Linked DNA regions of Homo sapiens: region 2 is linked to region 1. A link is a loop called in an ENCODE intact Hi-C map of the cell type or tissue named here. Cell type or tissue: chondrocyte. All regions are shown on one strand. Links, peaks and the distances in the headings refer to the core of each region. The heading gives the core; the rest is flanking DNA.

The links. A loop is a pair of places that touch in the nucleus more often than their neighbours do. Peaks named below come from ENCODE experiments on the same cell type or tissue, not always from the same donor. Only the 100,000 strongest peaks of a DNase experiment are listed, where the experiment ranks them.
Region 2: a loop joins it to region 1, with 6 times the contacts of the local background. A loop is called at or near these places in 23 of 110 quality-filtered maps.

The regions. Positions count from the first base shown.
Region 1 is chr3:128,422,105-128,430,772 of GRCh38, forward strand. It overlaps a transcript of EEFSEC not described here. Among named protein-coding and RNA genes, the nearest start is that of DNAJB8-AS1, 37 kb to the right of the region's middle. RefSeq lists enhancers at 4,106-4,305, 5,384-5,942, a cis regulatory region at 4,178-4,858 and silencers at 4,306-4,615, 4,646-4,695. In chondrocyte, for the core only: CTCF peaks have their summits at 4,385 (motif pointing right) and 4,625; no DNase peak of the experiment used is centred there.
Region 2 is chr3:128,167,757-128,176,424 of GRCh38, forward strand. The region is part of intron 1 of EEFSEC (eukaryotic elongation factor, selenocysteine-tRNA specific); the gene reads left to right. Among named protein-coding and RNA genes, the nearest start is that of EEFSEC, 19 kb to the left of the region's middle. RefSeq lists a silencer at 250-544. In chondrocyte, for the core only: CTCF peaks have their summits at 3,366 (motif pointing right) and 3,581; no DNase peak of the experiment used is centred there.

The DNA of each region.
Region 1 (8,668 bases), core at 512-8,511:
CCTCCAGACCTACAGATCTGCCTGTCCCTATGGCCCTGGGGCAACTGCAGAGCCTGGGCCAGTGCTCTGAGGCTGGCATCTCAGCCCCAACCCTGGCTCCCTAGAACTCTAGCAGTGCCAACAGGGCAGGACTGTCACCTCCAGAAAGCTGGGCGCAGGCCTTGGGTAGCCTGGCATGGGGCGGCTCCTGCATACGTTCAGGAGTGAATGGAGCCTCGGATTCTCTGAAGAGCCCCACTGCTCTGTCAGGGGGATCATGGCTCCCCGGGGTCAGAGGGATGGAGGGCAGTGTTTCTGTCCAGAAAGGCTCGAGGGCAGCTAGAAATGCCACAGGTCCTGGCCTTCTGGGGTATGGTTTCCCACATGGGCCCTTGTACTGGGGGTTGAGGTCCCGAGAGGAAGGCAGGGAAGTGTGCAGGGCCACGCCTCAACACAGGGGCCAGACCCTGAGAAACTCGTTCTCACTCCTCGGGCCTTGAGGCCCCCCGGCTGCTCTCCGTGGCTGGCCCTGGCCCATTAGTTTATTGATCCCCTTGACCAATCATTGGACCAAAGTTTCCTCAACCCTTGCTTGGGCCAGATCCAGGCCAGGGACCAGAGGGAGCTTGAAACATCCCGTCCCCTGACAAGGAGGTGCCCGGGAGGGTGGGAGAGTTGCCACTCAGACCAGAAGCCCAGATGTCCCTGCCTACCCCAGGGACAGCCAGCCCAGGCTGGTCCCAGACAGTCACCAGAGCCTTCCTTCAGGTCCCCCTTGTGTGCCCACCTGACCTGCTGGGAGCACTGGGTAATGAAGAGGTCATGCTGCCCCCACCTGCAGGCTACTAGCCCTCCCAGAGGTCATGTGACCAAGAGGACCTTTCCCAGGCCCACACCAACCATGGCAGCTTTGCTTTTAGCAGCACAAACAGATCTGGGATCCAGTGAGACCTGCAGGAAGGGTCTCACCCTGTCTGTGCCTCAGCGAAATGAAATTAATATTAGGACCACCTTCTCTGGGTAGCAGTCAGAGGGAAACGGGCACACAGCAGGTGCTCATTAAATGCTTCATGGCAGTCACTTGGGAAAACAGCTTGGGTGTTTCTTTAAAAGTTTAACATAAAGTTACTGCCAAAAAATGGAAGCAACCCTGTTTATCAACTGATGAATGGATACACAAAATATCTATCTACCCATGCAATGGAATACTATTTGGCAATAATCTAATAAAAATTAAAAAGGAATGAAGGCCAGGTGCAGTGGCTCATGTCTGAAATCCTAGCACTATGGGAGGCTGAGGTGAAAGGATCGCCTGAGGCCAGGAGCCAGAGGCCCCAGTGAGCTATGATTGCACCACTGCACTCCAGCCTGGGTGACAGAGCAAGACCCTGTCTCAATAAATAAATAAATAAATAAATAAGAGGAATGAAGTACTGCTATGCACTGCAGCATGGATGGACCATGAAGGCATTGTACTAAGTGAAAGAAACCAATCGTGAAAGGCCACATAATGTGTGATTCCATTTATGTGAAATGTCCAGAAGAGGCAAACCTATAGATGCAGAAAGTAGATTTGCCAAGGCCTGGGGGAGCAGGAAGTGGGGAGTGACTGCCAGTGGAGACAGTTTCTTTTCAGGGGACAGGGTGTTCTAAACTTAGATTGTAGTGATGGTTGTACAACTCTGTAAACATACAGAAGTTTGGAATTGTACACTTTAAGTGGGGGAACTTTATAGCATGTAAGTTATAGCTCAATAAAATTGTTTTTTAAAATTGGTCAATGCTCCATGGCCATTCTCTCTGCCCTGCAGCCAATGCCTGGGGGCAACCCTTGCAGCGGGTGGTTCAGCACCAGAGCCTTGGTGGGTAGGGAACAGAGGCCCTTTGCCTGGGGGGGTGATGGGGAGAATGTGACCTGGAGCTGCGGGAGACACAGAAACGACACCCAGAAACACCACACACCCGCACACACACACTATGCATGCACGTGCACACACGCACACTTCCTGGGGGATGAAATGCAGCCATTCCCAAAGACACCTGGCCCCAAGAGTCACCTCTGGCAGGCTGCAGGAAGCACCCACCAGCCTCCTGGCTTCTGCTGCTGGCTGCTCCCTACACCAGCAGGCTGGGTGCCTCCCCAAGCCTCAGTCTGCTCTTCTCCTCAATGGGCAGAAAGTAACCTGCTTCCCAGGGCTGCAGAAGAGGCCAGTGGGGTTCTATGGTGGAATTCACTTTATTGTTGTTTTTAATTATTGTATTACTTATCTGGTTTGGGGGTGTTTTGGGTTTTTGTTTTGTTTTGTTTTGCTTTGTTTTAGGCAGTCTCACTCTGTCACCTAGGTTGGAGTGCAGTGGTGTGATCATGGCTCACTGCAGCCTCGAACTCCTAGGCTCTCATGATCCTCCTGCCTCAGCCTCCTGAGTAGCTAAGACTACACAGGCATGCACCATCATACTGCCTATTTTTTTTTCTTTATTGGTAGAGACATGGTCTCACTATGTTCCCCAGGCTGCTTGTGAACTCCTGTCCTCAAGTGATCTTCCTGCCTTGGCCTCTCAAAGTGCTGGGATTACAGGAATGAGTCACGGCACCCAGCCATTTATCATTTTTATTAAGGAAATAGTTCAAACATACGAAAAGTGCGCGGAGTATAATACAGTGAACCCCATGTGTCCATACCCACCACAACAAACTACTGACGCACGCAACAAAGTGAATGGAAGTAACAACCTCCGGGACCGTGTCTCCCGCCCCACCCCAATCTCCTCCCCCACTCCTCTCATCTTCTGTGGGCCAGTTCTAAAGCTCGTTCAGTCTAAGGTGGAGACTGCGGCGGAAGTGGTCTTTCTCAGGGAGGCAGTGGCGGGGTGGTCAGGGCCTCTCACCAAGCAGGTAGGACTGGTCAACTCCATGATTCTGAGAGTCTGCGACTCTGTGACTGGTTTTTAAAATTGTTGTTTGTCACATACAGTAAAAATCACCCCTTTAAACATGTAGCTCTGTGCGTTTTGAAAAACACATTCAGTTGTGTAACCCCTACCTGAGTCAAAAGAGAGAACAGGTGCACCCCCATGCTTCATGCCCCTGTGAAAGCACCCCTCGCACACCCGGCCCCAGCATTCACTCATCTCTTTTCCATCACTGTTGTTTTACACTTTCTAGAATGTCACATGAGTGGGATCACACTGTGTGTGGACTTTCCAGCAAGGCTTCCTGGCCTTGGGATTCATGCTTGTGGCTGCACGTCCCAGCAGCTCCTTGGGTCACTGAGCAGGGCCCCGAGGTGTGGCTGTGGACGAGCGGATGGATTCACCTGCGGAAGGACACTCGGGCTGCTTCCAGTTTGGGGTGACTGTGACTAAAGCTGCTCCGAACACTCTTGTGGGGTTTTGTGTGAGCATCGGTGCTTCTCTCCCATAAGTAAACACCTCACCGTGGAAGGTCTGTGTTGTGTGGCGTGTGTTTTACTGCCACGCGGTTTCCCACCCCAGCTGCTGTCTGCATTCCCGCCTGACTGGGCATTTTACCTTTCACTCAACACATTCCCATCGGGCACCCACCCAGGCCAGGCGCGGTGCTCCCAGTGACGGAAATGGCCAGGATGAACGAGCTCTGCCCTCCTGGGCCCTCCTGGGCCCTCCTGTCCTGTGGGCAGCAGGCAAGAAACCAGGCAGCCTGGGGACACGCGGGACCATCTGGCTGTTGGCAAGGGCTCCAAGGGCATGAATTAGGGCAATGCTAACAGGGTGACTGGGGCGGGCCTTGCTGAGGTGAGTTTGAACCGAGATTAAGGCAGAGGGGCCATCCCATCCAAGATCCGGGGGAAGGGTTTCCAGGCGGGGGCCCAGCAGGTGCCAAGGCCCCGAGGTAGGTGAATCGTGTTATTATGCTGTGACTCAGCGACTTTTTGGATGAATGCTGAGTTCCAGGGACCTGCTAGAAACCTTACAGTCATCCCCTGTTCAATCCTCACAGCAGTCCTACGCAGGAGGGGCTACTGTCGCCCCCAGCTTACAGCAGAGCCACTCAGGTTCAGAGAGGTTGTCACCTGTCTCGCTGCACAGGCCACGCGGGGCAGAGCCAGCACTTGAACCCGGCGGGACTCATGGAAGTGCGCTGAACACCTGGATTCCCACCTCAGCTCGAATCCCTGCCTGCAGTCCTGCTGTGTGGCCCTGGGCAGGTCACAGGTCCTCTCTGAGCTTCCGCTTTCCCGTCTGTAAAACCGGGCTGGCGCTGCTGGCCTCGCAGCCCGCCGTAAGCATCCTGTGGGATGAGGTGTGAAAATGTCCTGGAACGGTGGGGCCCTTGCACGGTGGGGTGGGCACGCACCCATTCCGCCCCGAAGGGCCGTAGCCAGCCAGGCCCCCTCCTCGGCCCGCCGCGGGACTGCGCTGCCGCCAGGCGCCGACAGAGGGCAGGAGCGGCCCGCGCCCAGCGGCCGAGAGCGCACGGCAGGGCTGGCAGGGGCGGCCCCGGCGAGGCGCAGCGCGGGCGGGAGCCCGAATGTGGTCTCAGGACTGCGGCAAACACCTGTCGGACTGTCTGGGACGCACGACCTAGGGACACGGACCCAGTGCACGGTGTGGGGGAGGAGGTTAGCGAGGGATCCTGGGCCCACCCGTCTCCGGGCTACCCCACCCCTACCCCGCCAGTCCCCGCCATCCAGCGAGGTGCCCCGGGAGTCTCTCCGGGAGAGCGCTGGCCCCGGGTCTGCGAAGAGCCGGCCTGGGGGGCAGGGCCTTAGGCTCAAAGGCCGCCACGTCCCCACGTGGCTCTGAGCACCGGTGATGTGGCCGTCCAAGATGAGATATACCCAGGGCCCAGTACACCCCAGCTTCCAAAGGCCTTCTGTGACAAAGAGAGACTAAACAATCACACTTATCACCTTTTGTATTGAGCTGAAATAGTAATATTTTGGATCTACTGGGTTAAATAAAATATGAAAATTAATTTCATTTTTTCTTTTTAAAATTGTGGCTAAGATATAAAATTAGGTAGATGGCTCTCACCTGCCGCTTGTGTTCTGTCTCTACAGGACAGGCCTAAGTTGGATGTCTGTGTTATCCCATGTAATCCCGTCCAACTCTCCCAGTGAGGCGTTTACTGTTATTACCTATCCCATTCTACAAACGGGGAAGCTGAGGCGCTGAGCAGTGATGTGACTTGCTCAGGGTGGGTTATGGGCACACACCCAGCAGTGCCCACCCCATGCCCATGTGTACCACACACAAATATTCATAACACATGCAGGGGCCCAGACTGTCAGTGCCAGAGTCCACGGGTAAGATGGAGAGACCCTGAACACAAACACGCTGCCAGCCTCCCAGCTCATACACAAGCGTCACCTGTGCACACCCAGTCTTGTGACAGCGTCAGGAGCACACACATCCACACTGCTGTTCCCAGACCCCCTGCTCACGCCCATGCACACACACCTACAGGTGTGCTGGTCTTCGAGGCAGGCAGTGTGGCCAGCCTCCCTCATGGCCCACAGTGCCATCCAGAAGACTGTATGGGGCCCTGCTGCTGACTGGCTGGTGGGCTCGAGACCCGCCAGACAGTCAGGCCCCTACTCACCTAGGGCTTGGAAAGGGGGCCCTGGCTGAGACTCCATCTGTGTCTGGGGGAGCCAGACCCGAGGGGAGTGAGTGGGCCTACGCGGAGCTCCTGCCCTCCCTGCGCCTGCCTGCCACCCTTCTGTTGAGGGCCCTTCCTCCTGGCTGCAGCCATTTGCATAAAGCTCCCAAGCCCAAGGATCACATTACATGGAGGCCTGATGATAATCTTTGTTGAAATAATATTTAACACATGCTGCACTTTTAATTAACTATCTGAATAATCTCAAATTAATACCAGAGCTTTAAAAATAAGTTTTCATTTTCGCGTTTGGTAACATAATAGCGGCCCGGCTGGCCCGTTTCCCCCTTCTTTGATTTAATTAAAAGCCCTTTTGTGTGTCTCTTGTCACTTCAGAAATGGACAAAAGCCCCCATGTGGGCCAGCCAGGGCTCCTGCTCGGGGTCCAGGTCTGAGGCCAGGGCCAGGGTCAGGGGTACTTAGGGGCCCTGAGGGCAGGTCCTCCACTGAAGCTCCCAGCCTGGCTCTGGCAGTGCCACTGAGGGAGGCCACACATCACACACACTTTTGCCCAGGGACACTGGGGCACGGTCACAGAGGCCAGCAGGCTGCCTCCCATGCATACAGACACACGCTAGAGGCAGGTGGCAATCTCCGTCCCTCGTCCATAACACACACCGGCCAGGCTCTGCAAACATGCCCACCAGACCCATGAGCCTCACGTACCTTCACGCATGCATGTGCACACACACAAAGTCACAGTCACATATACACCATTTGGGAATTGACAACCAGAGCCATTCTGGGCTTGGCATTAACAATTGGCATTCTAAGTCCAGATCCAAGAAACCTGGGGAGCTGCCTGGCCCCGGTGCATGACCCCTGCCCCAGAGTGTGTGATGTGTGTGTCTGTTGCTTCTCTCTCTCCCTGTCCTAACCTGTTGGTTCTGTCTCTGCACCTCTGTCGCAGGCTCAGGACCCCGAGGCCCGCCAGGTGGGCAGCCTCCTGGGGCTGGGTGTGTTTCCCCACTAAGTCTGCTTTCACTCGCAGGTTTCCTCCTGGACCTGAGGAGCAGGCAGGGGTCCTGGGGGCTTCTGCCTTGCCCCTGCCCTGGCAAGCCAAGCCCTCTTCTGAACCCGAGATAGACCAAGGGAAGCTTCCCCAGGCAAGCAGCCCCAGCCAGTCCAGCAGGGAAACTGAGTCCCTACGGAGGCTTAGTTTTCTCCAACAGGTCCAGGTTGCCAGGTGTCTCTCCACTTGGGGGGCCTGAGGCCTTGGGGAACTGTGTGGGAGGGGGTACAAGCCAGACCCACCACAGAGCCTGGAGTCTTGGCAGGGAAAAGTGGAGGTCCCTGGGAGGGTCTGTGCTTCCCGCTGAGGTCCTTGGAAAGCTGGGGGAGGGAGCTGTCGATTCCCCCAGCGACAGGGGCCAGCAGTGAGGCCGACCTGGCCAGGGGTGGAAGCAGCCACCACCTCCAGCTGACTCGTTCCATCGACAAACCCCAGGGAACTGGGTCTGTGCTGGATGAACATATTGGGCCCTGTGTCCTCGTGATATGGGTGGTGAAGGGGTCCCTGCCCTCATCTCACAGCCAGATGGGTGCAGAACATAGTGCTACTGGGAGGAGGCTGGGCAGACAGTGAGGGCACGCGGTGGAGGCAGGGTGAGCGGGGAGGCCACACGCAGGACGCTGTATCTGACACATCGTCAGAAGAGGGGCTCCCAGGGCTGCAATAAGCAAGGCAGCCTCCTGCCCCCATCCCGGGCCCTGGGACCCAGAGCATGACCAGCAGAGCAGGTCCTGAGAACAGATGGCCCGGGGTGCAGTGGCCTCCCGAAACCCTGTCAACCGGCCCCTTCTGGCTCAGACTGCCCAGCCAGCCCGGGTCAGCTGGGGCCCAGTGCACTCCCCACCTGAGGGCTGCCTGAAGAGCCAGGCGAGCGTGTTCCCACCCAGCCCACCCAGCTGCCGAGGACTGGCTGGACCACTCGGGTACCTGGCCCTGACCTCGTCCAGTGTCTCACCCACAACCACACCATCACCATCACACACCGGGACACAGAGTTACGGACAAGCCGTGACACAGAGCCAATGCCCGGGCAGCAGCCATCCCCAACCACAGGCTCACACAACACACGTGATCCTATGTGTGGGCACTCACACACAGTCACAAGTAGCCACATGCACACACACAATCCACATGGTCACACCCTCACCCAAGACCATACACATGAGTGTGCACACAGGGCCGCCACCAGCCGGCTGGTACAGACCCCAGGCCCTTGGCTGCTGGTGCCCCTGTGCAGGAGTGATGTCATGGGGAGGCCTTCCACCTGGGCAGCCAGAGGGGAGGCCAGACCGTGTCCTGTGTGCTGAGTGCCCGCTGGGCACTGGCGCTGGGGGTGTGCACAGGAGCTCTCACAGTAAGTCTCAAGCAGGGGCAGTGTTCCCGCTGTATAGAAGGGGAAACTGGCTCAGAGAGGTGAGATAAATTGATCAAGTCACACAGCAAGAAACAGAAGGAGCTGGGCCTGGAATCAGCCTGCACACTGCCAGTTCACACAGCTATCTCCTTCTGAAACCTGGGGGACGTTCTGGGCAAGTAGGGGGCAGGGCTGCCCCTGCAACACCAGGAAGGTGACCCTCATGTGGCCCAGCTCAGCTGACCCGGAAGACTCAGAGCCCCAGATCTGCAGCGAGAGCTGGGCACTGGAGTGGGGGATAGGGTTGCCCATGCCTCTCAAGGTTGTCACAGAGCCTGAGGCCCTGGCTGGGAACACAGAAGCCACCACAGCTTGAATCCCCGGCAAGAGATCTGTGTGTGACCCAGCCCCAGCTCGCACAGAAGCCTGCTGTGCACAGAGGACAGTGCTCCAGGCATGGGAAGTGCTCACAACAGCGGCTGCCACCCGCAAGTTCTTCATTCATTCATCGGCTCATTCATTCCGTCAATCAACAAGCCTGCAGCCTGGTGTGGGCACAGGTGCTGCCCTGGACGGGAGCAATGGGCTGAACTGGCTCCTGCCGACTGGAGCTGCCATCCTCCTTAGGGAGACAGACAGTGTGCAGGCACCAAATACACTCGTAAAGTGACTTCAGATC
Region 2 (8,668 bases), core at 211-8,210, 250 kb before region 1:
GTGACCCTTTCAAGAACATTTTTAAAAGCTATAACATAGATCCCTCCCAGATCGTATATTTTCCTTTCTCCATGCAGTTCAAAGGGGCTGAGTTGTCTCATAGGTTTTTGCCGGCAATCTTCAGCTTGACCCTGGTTGTTTAAATCTGCCGGAGGAAATTTGAACAAAGTTGTACTTTGGTAATTCTTCTGCCTCTGTGAACCTTTAACCTTGGGGTTTCTTTTCGAGCCAGGGCTGCATTGTCACCAGTCGTCCCTGCTGGGGCTTTCAAAGAGCATTGTCTAGGGCGTCTGTTTTCACTTTGCTACTGGAGTTCTTTTGAGGAAGGGTATTAATTCAGACCTGACTCTGAGACAGGACGAGCACTTTTAAACTTGCCCCAGAGCTTGGGGATGGGGAAATGAGCGTAATGCAAGCCTGTGGCTGATGCCAGTAATTGTTCTGCAAATAGTCTGTGAGGGTGAAGGGAGAAGAGGCCCTCCAGAGGCAGAGGAATGTGCCAGCTGTCCAGTGGGAGGCCACAGCTTTGCCCAGGGTTTGTTGACTACATGACAAAAAGAGGTCACTGTCTCTGATCACTAGTTCTGGGTCCAGAGTTCCTCCTGAATGTAAAATTCCTGGAGTGCCAGGTTGCTAAGAACCTGGGAGGCCAGAGGTGAACCTGGGGCTCCATATACCATTACCAAGTGCTTGCATGGTAAAAAAAACTTTCTGGGGAGAGAGAGGAAGGCTCCCTGAGGCAAGAGGGTAGAGATTTGCTCTGCTGCTGTCCTGGTGCTGGCCTGAGCCTTTCTGAGTGAGTATCCCTCTGTAGACCAGGTCACTCACCTCCATCAGCTAGCCAGTTTCACCCTTTAGTTCTTCTTGTGTCTTTTCACAGGAAGCCCAAGACACCCATAAATGTGAAATGTCACAGTCATAGGCCCCCTGGGGCTTCGAGGCTGTTGTCATGGGTGTGCAGTGTTTGAAACTGGACCCTAAGAGGGGAGGCCCTCTGGTACCTCCCCAGGCATCTCCTTGCTGGTTCTGTCACTTACTCTTTGCGACAGGTTGAGAGTTGTTTGAACATCTGGCTTGTTCCGTGGCTTTCTTTGATTTATTTTCCCAGGATTCTTAGTGTCCTGAAGATTTGGTTAGGCGACCTTATTCCTTAAGCTCAGATGGTATAGAAGGAAAGGTGGATCATGACATTAATTCATTCAACAAACTCCGAGCAACTACTGCTTGCCAGGGGTTGAGTTTCTAGTGGTCAACAAAGCAGAAGTGGCTTCTGCTTTCATGTAGCTTCCTGTCTAGTTGGGGAGGCAGATGGTACAGAAGTAAATAAAACATGCGGAATTATAAATTATGTAAGTGCTAAGCAGGACAAGACAGGATGCCCAGATAGGGACTAATGGATGTGGGGCATCTACTTTAGTTTGGAGGCCAGGGAAGGCCTTTCTGAAGCAATAAAGCTGAAGCTAAACTGTGGCACAAAAGCCCGTCCCTGGAATGTTGGGAGGTGTTCCAGACCAAAGGTGTAGCACACATGAGGGTCCTGAGGCTGGACATCTCCTGGGGCTAGCTACGAGTGAGAGGGTATCAGCTGGTTTTCACACAGCAGACCTGGTGTTGCAGGTATATTTGGACAGATGCATATATCTGGACTCTCTGGAAGTCCCAGTTTTGCTGAAAGATAAGCGTGGCACATCCTATCATTCTGAAATAGGACACGGTGAGACAGAAGAAGGCAGGCCAGCCTTCTGGATATGCCTGGTCTCACTATGGCTATCCTATTGGCCTTTATCCATCCTTAGTCTTATTTCTGGTACTGTAACCCCTTATTTCCATGGTAGAGGGATGGGCTGATGTGGAATCAGCGTTGGCAGGCAATCCTGGCAGAAAGTGAATTAGACATTTTTCACAACTCTGTGATTGTGTTTGGTCATTAAACATTGGCCCACTGGCTGCTTATGACTTGAATGCCACATGGAGGTTAAGGACACATTCCTGAACCACTAACTCAAGAATTAGACATCAGAGATACTAAGTATCTAACATCATAGAATTGTAAATAAAATTCCCCTGACACCTAGACCTCGTCTCACTCCTGGTCAGTGCTCCTTTCCCTGCATAGCCTCACAGAGCACAGGCCCTTCATGCTTCCCTCCATCCCCTTTCCTGCGGGGCTGCCTCTTGGGCTGAAGGCAATGCATGGCGGTGGGGCAGGCGGCATATTTTGCCTTTTCTTTTTCCTCCAGAAACAAGTTTGGCATGGGACTTGGTCAGTCTTGATCTGTGCCTGGAAGTGTGAAGGCGTGGGTGCAGATGTTGGGATAATTTTTGTACCTCAGAACCAGAACTGGACACTCACTGTAGGGAAGACCAGCTCCTCACCCCCCGCCCCGCCTCCCCCGCCTGGCCCGAGGTTCCTGTTGAGCAGGCATGGCCTAGCCTCAGACTTGCATGCATATTTTTCTGCTGTTGATTTTCTCAAATTCTTTCACAAGGGAACAGTAGTTTACATCCTTTAAAGCTTTCTTGAGGCTGGGCACGGTGGCTCACGCCTGTAATCCCAGCACTTTGGGAGGCGGAGGTGGGTGGATCACCTGAAGCAGGAGTTCGAGACCAGCCTAGCCAACATGACGAAACCCCGTCTCTACTAAAACTACAAAAATTAGCCATGCGTGTGTAATCCCAGCTACTTGAGAGGCTGAGGCATGAGACTGCACTCCAGCCTGGGTGGCAGAGTGAGACCACGTCTAAAAAAAAAAAAAGCTTTCTTGGGATACCAGTTTGGTCTTCTGGTGACAGAACCTTGCCCATAGGTTAGAGGAAATAATACTTTCAGCAACACCCCCAGCTTGGGGGATCTCAGAAAGAAGGGCATGTTGCCAACTTTTGAGGATTTGTCTGAGAAACAGCAACCTGGCATCCCCCTAACTCCCTGCTTTTTTTCCCTCTAGAATCAAATAGAATCTCTTTTCCTGGCAAAGATTTCCTAGATAAAAAGAGGTACTACTTAGTCATTTTTGTAGGTTCGTTAATAGTTTCTAAAAGTTTTTAAAAGTACATAATAAGAAAACTTGTTATGGCAACCAATAAAGTTTCTTTTCGAGGAATGAATATTTTCTAGGAAAGATAAGAGTCAGTTATGTTTGGTCTGATTTCTTCAGCTGAATCTTTCCCTCTTCCTCTTATCTTGAAATCTATCTCATAAGGCAATCTGGGGACACTTTAGCAAGCACTCTGGTAACAGATGTGTGTCCTCCTCTTCCTGACACATCTCCCAGCCCTGGAGACCCAGCTGTACAATCGCAAACTGTCCACAGGGCGGTGGGGTGGAAATCATCTCCATGCCGACTCCGAACTATTTGGTGCACAAGAGGGCAGTATTTGCTTACAGTCTTGGATCGGGATGATCAATGTGTAGTTTCACAGGTCAGCATAGTTAAAATGACCTCTGACTTTTTCAAGACAAAATAAACTGTAGGCCACAGCCATGATGGCTTCCCATAGATGCCTTTAAGTGTCTGATCCCTTCAGAAAAATTGCTGCTTGCTATCTTTTTTCCTTAAAAAGAAAAATATTGTTTCTTTCAAGGTTTATTTTTAATTTTTTTTTAATCAATGAAAATATGGTTTGCAGGCTTGTACCTACAATGGCAGAGGTTAAAAAGTGTTGCAAAAGCAAAACAACTGCTTTCTAATTAAAAACCAGATGGGAAGATTTTTGTTTGAAGCAAGGGGTCAAATGTATTTTCTCCCCCTTTCATATCAGTGTAAAGATTATCTGACTTAACTTTTAAAGCATTTGAAGATGTGGGCTTCAGTCATCAACCCTTCTATACTCAGTTTTGTTTTTCTGCAAGTTCACAGTATTAACCAAAGCAAGGACTTTCCAGGAGAAAAAAAGGAGATCTCCCTGCCTTCCAGAGGCACAATGTTCTATCTGAACCATAGGCCATGTCTGCTTTTGTATAATGATTTGCCTTTTTAAGTTCTTCCATGGTGTTTTTCTATAGAGACTTTTAAGCCAGAAAGACATAGCTGGCCCTCCAAATCTGTGGATTCAACCAATTGAAGATTGAAAATATTAAAAAAAAAAAAAATGAAAACAACAAAAATAACAATTCAACAACAAAAAAATGATATGTTTAAAAACACAATAAAGTATAGCAACTATTTACATAGCATTTTTATTTTATTAGTTACAAGTGATCTAGAGATGATTTAAATATATGGGAGGATATGCATAAGTTATATGAAAATACTCTGTCATTTTATATCAGGGCCTTAAGCATCCTCAGATTTTGGTCCTTCAGGGGTCCTCAAATCAATCCCCCACAGATAACAAAGGACAGTGGCATTGGTTTACAACTCCTGTCCCACCAGATTCCAGCCTATGCAAGAATTGGGATCTCATATCTTTCTGCTCTCTCTTCCTCAAACCTGGAACTTCTGATTTGAGGTGCCTCCATAACTTTAGCACCCAAGAGAGTTTAACTGAAAACAGCAGTGGTAGCAAGGCCCAGCACATTAAGGACATAGTGATGGTCAGGCCGAAGGAACCCATGCATAGGGGTGGCCTGGGTCTAGCGGAAATGCCACCTGGCCTCTCTGAGCCTGTCTGTGCACCTCAAATGCAGATGATTATCTCACAGGGTGGTTGCATCAAAGATGTCCATAAATAAAGCTTCAGGCACATAGTAGGGAGCAGTTATTGTTTTGTTTGTTTATTTTTTGTAGAGCCAAGCGCTTGCTGTGTTGCGCAGGTTGGTCTCAAACTCCTGGGCTCAAGTGATCCTCCTGCTTTGACTGCCCAAAGTGCTGGGATTACAGGTGTGAACCACTGTGACTGGCTGGGAGCAGTTACTGTGCCAATGATCTCTCTGACCCCTGACGAATTATAAGCATATGGAGGTGGTGGGGCACTGTTGGACATGAGGATGGAGACACAGACACTGATTCTTGATTGCAGACAAACCAGTTCTTTCTGGATTATTCATTTATTTGATTCATTGAGCATGTCCATTGCTTGGTCCCTTGGAGCATCTGCAGCAAAGTGAAATGCAATCTAGATGGGAGGTGCCATGCTGCCGCCTCGATCCTCTGATAGCAATCGAGGAGAAAAGCTGGGTTCCGAGGCTTAGCCCTGTATGAAATCAGATGTCTTCTTTTACTCTTTTGTAATCGCAACATAAATCTTCCAAAGGGAGTATGTCTATAAGATAGATGCCACATAAGCTGTGGAATGTATTAGTATGTGTGACATCCCTGTGGTCTTTTAATTGATCAGTGGCATTTAATGCAAAATTTGAATCTGACCACACAAAGTAGGGAGAACCCTGGGTGGCCTTCATGTTTGCTTCCCCGTGAAGCTCCTGTCCTGGCTTTTATTAGAAGGGTCTGGGTAGGAAAAGAAGGGTTTTGAGCTGAAGGCTTTCAAAAGAGGCCCATGCCATGTTTTTCCGGGAACATAGTTTCTAAAAAAATGCTGGAACCATCAGTTTCCAAAGGAGCCTGGTTTGTGAGGGGAATGAAAAGTTGTTCCTGCGTGTGGATTCTGGGTTGTTTTCCATCTTCACTCCCTAAGGCAGGGCTGGCAAGCGGGGAATGGGACAGATGTTTTGTGGTAGTAATTTCCAGTCAGATTCTTGAATGCCTTGTATACTCTGGGTCACCGTCAGCTCATAATGGAGCAAAATTGAGTGAGAATTCCTGCAATGAACGACGTGAATGGCGCACCGGAGAGATATGATGGTGGAGATAGAGTGCATTCTGCAAGAAAATATTTCCAGTGCTATCTGTAAAATTCAGATTGAATAACCATTCTGAAGTGCTCCCCTTTTAAAAGAGTTTCCTTCCACAAGCATTGCAGGCTGAGTAAATACCAATAATTTTTATTTCCCTTCTCCTTATCGGTTCCCCTACTGAAATGTTCCTGCACAGCCTATCTGGTCTTTTCAAGTGAACATCAAATGATTAGTGTCAGCTTCCAGTTTGAATTATGATCATATTTCAAAACACAAACTTCTTCACTTTTGCGTTTGGAGGTAATTATCAATATTTACCAATACTGGGGAAGAGTTGAAAATGGAGGAAATACTGCTGAGAGAATGGTGCCCCAAGTGAAGATAGCAGGGAGGGGTTGTGTGTGGCCTTGTGTGTACAGTGGCAGAGTGCTTCAGGGGCTTGGCCTGCCACGTGGATGGCCTGCTCTCTTCCAGCCCTATCCGCATTCTCGCACAGATAAGTGAGAGGAATGGTGGGGACCCAACTGCAAGGCGATCTCTTAGGGTTGGGCACTATGACAAGGCTAGAAAAGCTATTTCTGCCACCTGGAGGAGGAAACATTGCTCTGGCCGCTGCTCTCAGAGGCCCTCCCCTCTGTTTCCACAGATCCTGCTCTCTGACTGCCATGGCCTGGTACGAATGCCCTTTGGTGAAAAAGGCCAGTGAAACCCAGGGCTGGTTTAAGGCCTGCGCTGCAGCCTGGAAAGCAGACTAACACAAATAGACTGTGCTGCCATCACACAGAAAATACAGTTTACAATACCTACATCAGAGTTGAATCCCAGTGTACTAGGTGGCGTTCTCTTGCATTGTAGTAGGCATTTAATTGAACTTTGAGTAATTTCAGTTTTTGCAGTTTTCTTTTTGTATTTTGGAGCCAGTAAGTTTTTTTATGTTTGCAAACACTCTGTAAGCTTTGGTGCTTTGCTTATTGTGCCTAATTAATAGTTGCCTCTGGAAAACGCAGAGGAGGTTTCAGACTGCCTCAAAGAACTTCCCAGAGAGTGGAGAAGCTGCAGCACAACAGGCCTGGGCTCTGGAGTCAGGAAGATTGAAATTGGAATCTTGGCCCTTCTGCTGGCTTTTTGTATTACTGTGGACGTGTAGCTTTTCTGAGCCTTCATTTCTTCACCTGTTTAAAACAGGAGAGAAAGGGAATAATGCCTACCTTCGGGTTTGCTGTTAGAGTTAGCAGTAACTGTGATACAGTTAGCATCATTCTGGGTGCAAGGTAGACACTTGGTAAATGGAAGCAGGCCTTACTGTAGGGTTAGTGCACTGCAGGCTTGGCACCAGAATGTAGCCACTTCTGAAGTCCTTGGGGCAGTCAAAAGTCCTCTTCCCTCAGCATTGCAGACAGCAGGAAAGAGCATTGCAATTATGCAAGAGCTATGTTTCAAAGAAGGAAATGAAATTCTTGAATTTTTTTAAGGCAAAGAAGAGGGAAAAATAGATTTATTGTTTTAGTTGGCTATTCAATAGGATGCAGGATAAAGCTGGCCTCTCTCCTGTCTAATGTCATCATCGGCATTCTCTCTTTTTCTCTCCTTCTCTTCCTCCCTCTCCTCCCCCTCTGCTCTACTCCTCCTCCCTTCTCTTCCCACGCCTCCCCCCGCTCCTCCTTCCCCTCCTCTTCTTACTAGTACTGCTGCAAACCCCCCCTTTTCTCCAAGTCAACCCCAGGTCCTGAGCCTGGGATTAAATCTCATGCTCTGGAGATACTCTAATGCTAGGAATTATTTCCTCTTTTGTGGTCTTTGGTCTTTCCTTCAGGTTTCCTGTTGCTTTCTAAGGGAGGTGCCAGGTGCTGGCCCTGTGGCTAGTTTTGGCTAGTGAGGAATGCTGTAAAGCAGCTGTGACACCAGCGTGCAGCAGTCCTACTGCTGTGCAGCCTGGGCAGTGGGTGGTGACAGGGTGGCATTGGAGTGAACAAGGTGTGGGGAAGACGAGCGTAGGTGGAAAAAATGTAGACCGACCTTCTCGGTAAAACTGGCCTGGGATCCCAGGCAACATGAAGGCTGGCAGATGCTGAGGGAGTTCTCTAGGGGAGGCTGATAAAATTCGACATCACCTTACCATTTAATGAGTCCCAGATACATGGGCTATGCCAGCCCAACAGAGTGCAGGCTTTGGAAAGCCCAAATGAAAACGACATGGTCCCTGCTGTTGGGGGAACTCATAGTGCTGGGAGAAGCCTGCTGGGCCTCTTTTTCAGAAGGAGGGAGAACATGGGTTTAGTAGTGAGCCCTCTAATTAGGCCTGCAGGTAGGCCTCAGCGTGGGGCCTGGATTTGCACCCTGTCCTTCGGTTAGAGGTTTGTGACACCCATAGCTGTGCTCAGTTAAGTGGAGCAGTGGAAAGAGCTGAGGCTCAGCATGCTGGTCCACGTTTGAATCCTGATGGACCAGCTTGTGAGAATGCACAGCTCTGAGCCTCAGTTTTCTCATCTTCAAAATGGGGAGAATAAACTTACAAGTGTTTTCGTGTGTGTGAGAATCCAATGAGATAAGCTAAATGTAGTATTTATCTCAGTGTATGGAACCTATACTCTGTAAGTGGTGTTAGCTATTGTGATCATAATTTAATATGACTTAAGTTTTAATCTTTATACGACTTCATATAAAAATAAACCATTTGTCAGAAATCTTATTTTCCTTTTTTTTTTGGTTGGGAAGGCAGGCTAGATGGATGGTCTCTGATACCACGTGTAACATATGATTTTTGTCTCTGTTTTTAAATTGGTGATAATCCGATTGGAGAGAAACTAAATTAATATACTTGAAGTAATCAGAGTATGGGAGCTTAACTGCGTTGATCGGCTGTAAAATTGTGAGTGCAGTTAGAGTTAAGACAAAGAAGGCCACGAAGGGAAAAGACCCAACCAGAAGACACAC